Linked DNA regions of Homo sapiens: region 2 is linked to region 1. Evidence: chromatin loops called from intact Hi-C (ENCODE). Cell type or tissue: heart right ventricle. All regions are shown on one strand. Each heading gives the region's core, and the rest is flanking DNA. Links, peaks and the distances in the headings are about the cores only. Region 1 has its middle 45 kb from the start of PDLIM5. Region 2 overlaps PDLIM5 (PDZ and LIM domain 5).

Region 1 (5,393 bases), core at 59-5,058:
TGGCTGGGGGTTAGTGGTTCTTAGGACAGCCACACTCATGTGTCTTGCAATTGGTGCTGGCTCTTGGTTAGTATTGGCCCTGAACTGGGAGACAGAGATGGCTGGGCTACATGTTTTCATCAACTTTTTCATTTAAGTGTCTTAGGGTTCTCACAAGAAGCAAGACAAGGCAAGCCCCAGTGCATAACACTTTTCAGGTTTTTTGGTATCACATTTGATTATTGTCTCTTTGGCCAAATTACGTCAAATGGCTGGGTCCAGAGTCATTATAGGAGGATCTATCCAAGGTCATGGATACAAGGAGGCTTGGACAAATCGTGGCCATTAGTGCAACAAAATACTCTAAAAGTATAACATTTGACTAGAATGAGATCGATGAGCAATGTCATGGAATAGGTATTATTTTGTAGCCACATCTTACTAAAAAATCAAGTATTAAAAATTATGGTATAATCAAAATAGGCTATAGGAATTATGAGACAAAATTATTATGGCTATAATAGTTTACGAAGGGCCTAAAGGAAAGAATGGCATGTAATGGCTCTCCAAGAATAGACAGGAATTTGATGCATTAAGAGGAATCTCTGGACAGAGGTTTAGAAGTGAGTAGTTAAGGGATACAACCTGAGAAAAGGCACAGATGACAAAGAACATGACAGGTGTGGGATAGTGAAGGAACAAACTTAAGTATAGTAGATAGCCCACCGGGAATTCTAGAAAATAAGACTAAATAAGTAAAATCAGCATAAATTATGAATGAGGACATTTTAACGTCAGACGTAAATTCAAATTATACTTTCATGATATCAAGAATATTTTAGGATGAATCATTTAGTATCAGAATTAAAGCTGGATGAGGGCAGGGATGAGCAGTAAAAACCAGATATACATTTAATACAATAATCCAAATTAAAGTACAAACATTGAAAATAGGGGGACTGGGACAAATACATGAAACATATTACATGAGAGGAATGGAAAGGAACAAATTCAAGACAAATTACACATAGAAAATAATGAAACTTTAAAACGATAGATTTAGACTCAATACCTCTTTCCTCCCACATCCCCTTTCCCTTTACAGCACAGTCTTTCATATATTTGAAAAGAGCTAAAACAGCACTACATCTTTCGTATTTTAGAAGTAATTTCCCCAGTTTAAGTATTCTTCATATGGCTTCCCACATTTCCTGCTGCTGAATACTATGTAGTTTGTCGATATCATTAAACTCTGATGCCCATAATAGAGAAGAGTATTTCACATGTGTCTGACCAGGGTAGAGTACAGCACTGATCTAAATACCATACTTATATTAATGCAGGCAATGTCTACATTGGATTTTTTTCCCTGTAATATCACACAATCAGTTCATATTTATCCTATAAAATCAACTAACTTCCTCAGAAACTTTATGAGGTCAAAGTCAGACCATATTCTAAGTCAGTTTACCTTCAAATATTTTTCACAGACCAGGCTCTAAAAATATTTTAAAATTAAGTATATATATGTATATATATATATATTTTTTTTTTAAAGACTCACTCTAGACATGGGCAAAATTTTTTAAATGTTTAGGGATATTCTGAAATCTTTTAGAGTGACTTGTTTTAGGATTCTCTTGCTGCCATTACGCAGCCCTATCATATGTGGATGCACAAATGAATGTGGTATTTAGTACAAATGATGCTCTTTCACTTACACGATGAGAATTTACTGATCTTGGTTATAGAAACAATTCTAAAACCTCTATTCCTGTTCCTAGCAGACACTTCACCCTTAGAGATCAAAGAATTTGAAGTCGTAAGATATAAATCGACTGGGAATCCAGACATTTTTCTGGACACTCATGTACATGACAGCAGGTTCATTAATAATTAGGTCGTTACACCGACAATTAATCAAGTCATGTCATTTTAATACATGGAAAATAAACCTGTCAGTGACAGCTTAACCACCTTTCATCTTCTTACAAGCAAGGCAACAAATAAATATGACAGTTTAAGAACAGGTGTAAATAAGAGACACGGCTCAGACAGGAATCTTCTCCTCTCCCTTTGCCATCCTCCCCCATCACACACACCTACACTAGTTTTATTTAACACCGTAACTCCTCTCCCATTATGATTTTCTTTTTTAAAAATTGCAGCTGAAAATACTGAAAATCATCCCAATGACCAGTGAGTCAAGCATGTAAGATCAAATGATTATTTTTCTAGTAAATAAGATACAATTACTGGCCAGGCACAGCAGCTCATGCGTATAATTGCAGCACTTTGGGAGGCCAAGGTGGCAGGATTGCTTGAGGCCTACAGTTCAAGACCAGCCTGGACAACATAGCGAGACCCCATCTCTACAAAAATTTTACAAATCAGCCAGGTGTGGTGGCACGTGTCTGTAGCCCTGCCTACTCGGGAGGCTGAGGTGGGAGGATCACTTCACCCCAGGGAGGTCGAGGCTGCAGAGACCCAAGATCATGCCATTGCACTCCAGCCTGGGTGACAGAGTAAGACTCTGTCCCAGAAAAAAAAAAAATATATATATATATATATACACACACACACACACACACACACACATATATATATGTATATATATATAATTACTCTTTGACCTTGATGGGAAAAGATGTACCATAAATTTTATCTTTGTACTTATCATCACCTATATTGCAGGCTTCTTCGGGAGTAAGAACTAGAACTATCTTAGTACCTTTTACATTTTGTTAAATGTAAAAATTTTTTATAGCAACGAACACAACCCACCAATACATAAAAATACAATGAGAATATGTGCCTTTTAACAAGGTAAATGAAAGACTTTTGTGATGTGAAGATGGGATTGGCAATAGATGGTAAACTTGAAAAAAAAAAATAAGTAAAAGAGGCAACTTCTCCGGGATATGCTAAAGTACCTGAGAAGTAGAAAGGACACCACTAGAGGGCGGTAGCCTCCTCGCTTGCCATAACTAGATTCTCTTATGCGAAACTTCCTACACCTAAAGTTGTTCAGTATTTCTTCCAGCTAATACTTGATTATTTTCTTCCTCCCACAGCAAATATCTGTTATGTTGTTTCACTAACCTTGAAATCCCAGTGACTCGGAGGTATAATATAATGCCTAGGAGTGTGAGCTTGAATAGAATATTTAGAACCTATTGTATTTTTATTGCTATTTTGGCCAAATAACTTTGAAACAAGCTGACACCTGAGATTTGGGAGAGATGTCATTTCTCACACCAAGTACTATGCACACAAGTAAAATTTAGTCTGTGGCCTGGCAAACGCTAGTTAAGATTGCTTCTTCTCAAGTCACACTTTGCCCTTTATCTTAGCACACAGGCAGCTGCGACAAGAGAGCCCTTTTGCCGAAAATAGCTTTCCAGCAGCCTGTCACTTTCCCCGAATCCATTAAGAGAGTGGTTCCCAACCTTTCAAAATGAGGACCCTTTACAAGCAAAATTTCACAGACATCTATGTGATAATTCTTGAGCTCTTAAAATTGGAGGTTAATATATCTATAACATCAAAAAGATAGTATAAAAAAGATACTATAATTTCAGTAACACCTTTTAATGAATTAGTATTGTATTAACCACAACAGCGTACATTTAAAAGATAGATAGAAGTACAAATATACAAAATATAATATTTAGCAGTTAACAGTTAAGGCTCATTGCCTAAGCAGGTTCATGAACCCCTGATGTAAACTCATGGTCTACCCCTTACGTACCCCACAAGGTCTGGGGTGTGCAAAGAGGGAATTGTTGAATTTGTGTATTATCCCACCAGACATCCAGTTTTAAGATGGAAACATCCTATTTTCTCATTTGACTTTTTTTAATACATCACAAACTCTCAGAAATGGAAAATGTGTATCTTTCTGCATACAATTAAGAAAGACCACAGTTTCTGGCATTCATCAGTTAACAAACCTAATCTAAGTTTGTGTGTAGCTGCTTACATATGATCTTCTTGTGAAGATTTACCAGGGTTCACATTTTTAAAATATCCATGAAAGTTTGATCTCTCAAAGACGTCAGTTCCACATACAGTGTGTCAGTATGACCTGAAAAAATTTCTCTGGTGTCCTAATGAGTACGTAACATGCATTCTTTAGCTTGAATTTCCTGTGAGTTTTGACATCATAGATTAAATATCTCCTGGCATATTAAAAGAGTATCTGGAGTCATGTAGCTCTGAAGAGAGCCAAGATTCCATAGCTCATGTTAGCTGACAGTGAAACTCCACCACTTAATTCTGGGAAAAGTCAAATTCTATCTTGTACCAAAGTCACTTACTGTACATACATTCTGCCCCTGCTTCTCATTGGAAGTGATCAACTGAAGGACAACATTTTAATTAAATAAAATAAAATGGTTATGTATTTAATTTAATTAAACATTCATGCTAGTTTAACTGTTATCAAGGTAAGATATTAAATATAATAGGATCCTATACAGTACTAAACTGAAGAAAATAAACTTACTCAAAAGACAGCATTCAATTCCTATGTCAATTAAGAAGCCATCATGTAAGATAGGGAAAATTAATTAATTATACTTTTCTATGTGTTGCTACTTTTCTACAAAACAGAAGTGATTGTTCTTATCCTTGTTAAATATACACATTCTTGTTAAATACAGAAAGGGGTTCTATGAGTCAAAGGCTGACAGAGAAATATAGAAGCTTGTCTGGAACCTACACCAGTGCTTCCCATCTATTTAGGTACAAGGTCCTCTTTTGAACATGCTAACTCCACAGTCTTTCACACTGGCAAGTCTGGTTTACGTATGCATCTGTGGGCCCTCGTCAGTGAGTAGAACTCTCTGGAATTTGGAGGCCAGAGTTGGGAAGTGCTGATCTGGGTTAACCTTCATTTTCTGAGGTCTGGAGAGATTAAGTGATTTGCACAAAATTACACAATTAACTAGGGTAAGCTACAGCTAAACTACAAGTCTCTTCAAGCTCTGTCTCATACAATTTCCACCACCCCCTAAATTATAGATGAAAGTACACAGAGTCACAGAAAGAAGATTCCTATGCTAATTCGGAGCACTGTATTTTCAGGCAAATTTATCAGCTAAGTGCTGAGAGCGCTACTGCACTTTAGATCTGGAAACGCAGAAGGGTGCTCAGGAAACTTATAAATAGAATGGTTGCAGATAGTTTGATGTCAGCTTTAGGACATAAATAATGTTTAGCAGGTGTCAAATCAAGGCTTGGTTCTGTCTGACATTTTCATCAGTGACCTAGATAAGACATTGGCAATCTATGGAGCTAAAGTCTCTCAAAAGAATTTTACATTTTCCTTCTGCTGTCTCCTGCCCACAACCTGTCACTCCTTTTCTTCTCCCATAATCATGCCCCATGCCATTCCCACAGCTCAACTGATC
Region 2 (5,393 bases), core at 299-5,298, 94 kb after region 1:
ACTTGCTGAGGGACACTACTGTAACATTTATTCCTCATTTAAATTCAGTGGCTAAATTTAAAATCACTTCCCCAGGAGTAATTGCAGAAGTCTTTCACCCATGGCTGAAAATGAAAAATAAATTTATTTAATAGAGATGCTTTTGTGTTTTCATATTTCATTTAAAAAACTTTTGCTATCATAATGACATATTCACAGTTCACGACTTTCACACATATGGGTCTTCTTTTTGAAATTCTTTCTGCCTAGCTAACACTTGGACTTTCTGAGGAACTAACCTGGTTGACTCCTAGACTAGTTGAGACATGCATGTCACTTCTCAAAATACCTTGCATTAAAGAAGTAGCACATTTATGAGAATTGTATTTAAATACTGAAATTTTACTAATTATTTAATTACTTTCTATACTAACTTCACAAGGCAACACTTGCATTTTCGTTGTTGTTGTTCACTGCTGTATTGCCATTTCCCATTGCCTCTTTGATGCTTAATGGATGTGTACAGAATGAATGAATGCATGTGTGCATCCACTGTAAGATGAGGAGGGGAAACTGATGTGGGTGGGAAGACCTCTGAATCATAAGTAAAGTTTTGAGGGTTTTTCTCCTCCTCTCACATTTGTGTTTTGGAAAAGTAGGTTCTTTAATCCTTCATGTGTGACCTTTCACAAGGCAATTAAATTTTTTTATAAAGCCTGTTTTACTTTATTATGTGACTTCATAATTATAACTATCTGATATTTTATTCTCATTTAGCAGATTGCTCAAACAATAGGTATAAAAGCTGTTAACGGTAAAAATGTAGCTGTTAATGGTAAAAATGTGAATCACAAATTATTTTATGGAAGTATTTAGGGTTGGGTATTGTGGTCTACTTTAGTAGACCATATGAATGAGAACTTGAACACTTTCAAAATAATTTGAGATAAGATTGGTTAGACCAAATGGTCACCAAAATATAATTTATGTTAATAGATATTTCTGGAAAAAGCGAAGCCTTCTCTGAAAAATAAAGTCTTTCTTATAATTAAGAGACATGCATATTATATTTTACTGTTACAATAACCACAGGTCTTTATTTAATTACAAGAGAGAAAAAATATAAAATGGAGGAAAAAAGTAATTATCTGTATTTTTTCACCCCTTTCTTGGAAATAAATGGAAACTTTCATTTATTTATTTATTGAATAAGTCATATATTCATAAGGTTCTAACAAAAGCTACAACAAACACATAGGTGAAAAATATATATTATATTAGTCTTCTATATTTGCAGGTTCTGCATCTGTGGATTGAAAATGTTTGGAAGAAAAACAATGTAACAATAAAAAATACAAAGAAAAGAACCTAATACTGTATAACAACAGTTTACATAGCATTTACATTGTGTTAAGCATGACAAGTAATCCAGAGATGATTTAAAGTATATAGGCAGATGCGTGTAGGTTATATACAAATACTATGCCATTTTATATAAGGCACTAGTCCCCAGTCCCCGGGTTATGGATGGGTACAGATCCATGGCCTGTTAGGAACCAGGCTGCACAGCAGGAGGTGAGTGGCAGGTGAGTGAGCATTACCACCTGAGCTCCGCCTCCTGTCAGACCAGCAGTGGCATTAGATTCTCAGACCAGCAGTGGCATTAGATTCTCAGAGGAGCACGAACCCTATTGTGAACTGCACGTGCAAGGGATCTGGGTTGCAGGCTCGTTATGAGAATCTAATGCCTGATGATCTGAGGTAGAACAGTTTCATCCTGAAACTGTAACCCATCCTCCCCTCCCCCTGACCCACCTGTGGAAAAATTGTCTTCCATGAAACCAGTCCCTGGTGTCAAAAAGGTTCGGACTGCTGATTAAGGGACTTGAGCACCTGTAGAATTTTGTATCTGCAGGGGGTCTTGGAACCAATCCCCTGAGGATACCCAGCATGACCATACTTTTCATATATTTTAAGAACTGTATGTATTTCCTTTCATTAGACAGACGCTTTTAATGTAAAAACCTTGTACATAGTAGAGAATCTAGAAGTGGTATCACTTTGACAGTGGTGACTCTCTGTACTTTGATAACTCAAAGTATAATTTTTTCTGATTAAGTTTCTGCACCTGTTAGCAAAAGCAACCCCTTTCAGAGCATCTGAAACCTTGTAAGAATTTTTGAAAAGCTGTGAACTTTATTAATATTTGTGAATTCCTTCATTTTCAGCCAAAGGGATATTCATATAACAGTTAACATTTTACCAAGTCTTAAACTAGAGGATTGATATTCACAATATTTGGCCTCAGGAAAGTTTTATGTAAGTTATACAGGCATTTTTCATTTTTTCACTGGGGAATTGATGGCAGACTAGAGAGGGGAAGAAGAACAAAGAAAGCATGAAAAGGGGCAGAAAAGGTGTTTTGAGAATTCCGGTCTTTATTTTCCATAAAAGAAGTGATAGCAACTAAAATAGTATTTTTTAGTTCTTTTATTTACTTCTAATTTTTAAAATACAAAGTATAAAGAAGACTTTTTAAAAAGTTGCTGATAATCGTGTCTGCTCCTTCCTGGTAATATTCCTAGGAAGAATATTTTTCTAAATTTATTTCTTTCAAAGTTTATGGATTTTATTTATTTATTTATTTATTTATTTATTTTTAGACAGAATCTGGCTGTCTCCCAAGCTGGAGTGCAGTGACGTGATCTTGGCTCACTGCACCCTCCACCTCCCAGGCTCAAATGGTCCTCCTATCTCAAGTTTCCCAGTACTGAGACTACAGGCATGTGTCACCATGCTCAGTTAATTTTGTATTTTTTGTAGAGACAGGGTTTCGCCATGTTGGCCAGGCTGGTCTCCAAATCCTGGGCTCAAGTGATCCACCCACCTTGGCCTCCCAAGGTGCTGGAGTTACAGGTGTGAGCCACTATACCTGGCCTTTTTTTTTTTTTTTCTCAGACAAGGTCTTGCCCAGGCTGGAGTACAGTGGCAGGAACACACCTCACTGCAGCCTCGACCTCCCAGGCTCAAGCGATCCTCCCACCTCAGCCTCCTGAGTAGCTGAGACTACAGGTGTGTGCCACTATGCCTGGCTAATCTTTTTAATATTATTTTATTTTTTGTAGAGATGGGGTTTTGCCATGTTGCCCAGGCTGGGCTCAAACTCCTGAGCTCAAAAAGTCTATCCACTTGGGTCCCCCAAAGTGCTGGTATCACAGGCGTGAGCTACTGTACCCTGCCTAATTTTATGGCATTGAGGGCATAAAAAATGGTCTTTGCTGTTCCAGTGTAGTGCTAATCAAAGTGCTGCCTGTGGATTTGTCAGTTTATGACAACATAAGTTCAGAAATTGAGAGTAAGAATTTAGAAATTTTTATAGCAATTTGACAGTAATTTTATGTCTGTTGAATCTAATAATAAGAATTTGGGGCCTGTATTTTATAGTTTTTTAGAGTTCATTTTTCTGATAACTTGGTTTTTGTTGTATTTTACTAAAGTATTAGCCTGAAACAGATTGGAGACTTTAAAAGACTGACAATCCTCACAGTTTGAGAAGCTGTGCTCTATATTATTTCATTTTTCAATCATATTTGAGATCTTCTTATTCCTCCCTCACTCAACCAACCTCCCTCTTCTCAGAGATAGACTTCCATCATCATTCATCAAGGGCATACCAAGGAAGATCTTCCCACCAAAATAAAAATATTGGGAAGAAATAGTGATACCCATCAGGGATGGGAGAAAAACTCAGAAGGCTGACTTCTTTCCTCTCTGGATGAGCCTACTAATGGGGTTATGGAGTAAGGTTCAGTAGGAGAACTGCAGAGATTTATAGAATGAAGAAAGGGGACTTTGGGGGCTCTGCCTTTTCTGCTACTTTTCTCTCTTCGTTTCCTTCTTTTTCTTCATTTCTCTCCCCTTTTCCCTTATTCCTACTCTTCTTCTGCTTCCTTTTCTCTCTTCCTTTTTGGTCTAGGTGGTTAGAATTTGTGACTGAGGAAATTTGTTTTGAAGCTTGTGTGATGTTTGGAAATAGCTGTGTTTCTCCTGGAAGCTAGAAGAGACATACCGAGAGTTAATCAGGGCAGCCATCTAGAGTTAGGCTTTAAGAGAGTGAAAACTCCTGACTTATCCAGCCTACTATATTTAAGTAGGAAGAACAGATAGTGAGATTGAGGGATTCAACTGTTAAAGAATCAAATGTGCAATGTGTCAAATGTGTTATCTCAGGAGGGAGGATGGCAATGATGTGTAGGGTAAGCGGCAGCCCACATGGTGGTCATGAGATGGGCTTTGGAGTCACACTGCCTGGGTTCCAGCCCCAGCCCTGTGATCTTTAGCTCTGTGACCTTAGACTAGCAACTTAAGTTCTTTCCATCTTGTTTTCTCAGTTACAAATTGAGGATAAAAGTATCTACTCCATAGGATTTTTATGAGATTAAGTAAGTTAAGGCCGGGCGCAGTGGCTCACACCTGTAATCCCAGCACTTTGGGAAGCCGAGGTGGGTGGATCTTTTGAGGTCAGGAGTGCTAGACCAGCCTGACCAGCATGGTGAAACCCCATCTCTACTAAAAATACAAAAATTAGCCGGGCGGGGTGGTATGCACCTGTAATCCCAGCTACTCGGGAGGCTGAGGCAGGAGAATTGCTTGAACCCAGGAGGCAGAGGTTGCAGTGAGTCAAGATCATGCCACTGCACTTCATCCTGGACAATGGAGTGAGACTCCACCTCATTAAAAGAAAAAAAAAAGTTAATACATGTAAAACATCTAACTATCCAGGAAGCATATTGAAATAGATATCTTTGTGATTGTTGCCACTGCTGTAGGTACTAGCCATATATTTTGCAGGGCGAGCTTTGGTAAGGTTTTTTCCTTTCTAGTTTGTTATTTTGAAAATGTTGGTTTTAATTCGTAGACAGACATTTTTGGTAATGATTGTCTTTCTGTTTTCAAGTTTAGAGATATAGGATATGTTGGGTATTACTTAAATTATTTCCCATGTCCCCCTGTAACTGATAGTCACAAAACAGAGGCATAGAAAGGTAAATTATTAGGGTGGCAAGCAAATTACTTTATATAGTCTACACTTCCTCATCTCCCTCACCACCTAAACTGCTTAAACTGCTGAGCAAACTCAGGACGATAATTCAGTGACTGGTGTACTCCGATTTGAAATAACTTTTTGGATACTGAATATTAATTCAGTGTTTAAATTATTACTGCAAGAGGATTTCTTAATCTGTCTTTAGCCAGTAGAATTTTTGAATAACTTGGGTATTTTTCACTGACTTTTCCTAAATAATACTGTTTTAGAATAGCCTCTCATCGTGTAGTAGGAAGATGGTTTTGATAGTAGAGCTTCACATTGGGACAAGAAGAGCAGTAATATTGTCCAGTTCATGTGTGAATTT

Evidence for each region. A loop is a pair of places that touch in the nucleus more often than their neighbours do. Peaks named below come from ENCODE experiments on the same cell type or tissue, not always from the same donor. Only the 100,000 strongest peaks of a DNase experiment are listed, where the experiment ranks them.
Region 2: a loop joins it to region 1, with 3 times the contacts of the local background. A loop is called at or near these places in 6 of 110 quality-filtered maps.

What each region holds. Positions count from the first base shown.
Region 1 is chr4:94,403,930-94,409,322 of GRCh38, forward strand. No RefSeq gene overlaps it. Among named protein-coding and RNA genes, the nearest start is that of PDLIM5, 45 kb to the right of the region's middle. In heart right ventricle, for the core only: CTCF peaks have their summits at 2,933 (motif pointing right) and 3,133; a DNase peak (open chromatin) is centred at 2,942; H3K27ac peaks cover 3,059 bases.
Region 2 is chr4:94,498,165-94,503,557 of GRCh38, forward strand. All of the region lies in intron 2 of PDLIM5 (PDZ and LIM domain 5), which reads left to right. Among named protein-coding and RNA genes, the nearest start is that of PDLIM5, 49 kb to the left of the region's middle. In heart right ventricle, for the core only: no CTCF peak of the experiment used is centred there; a DNase peak (open chromatin) is centred at 2,710; H3K27ac peaks cover 2,812 bases.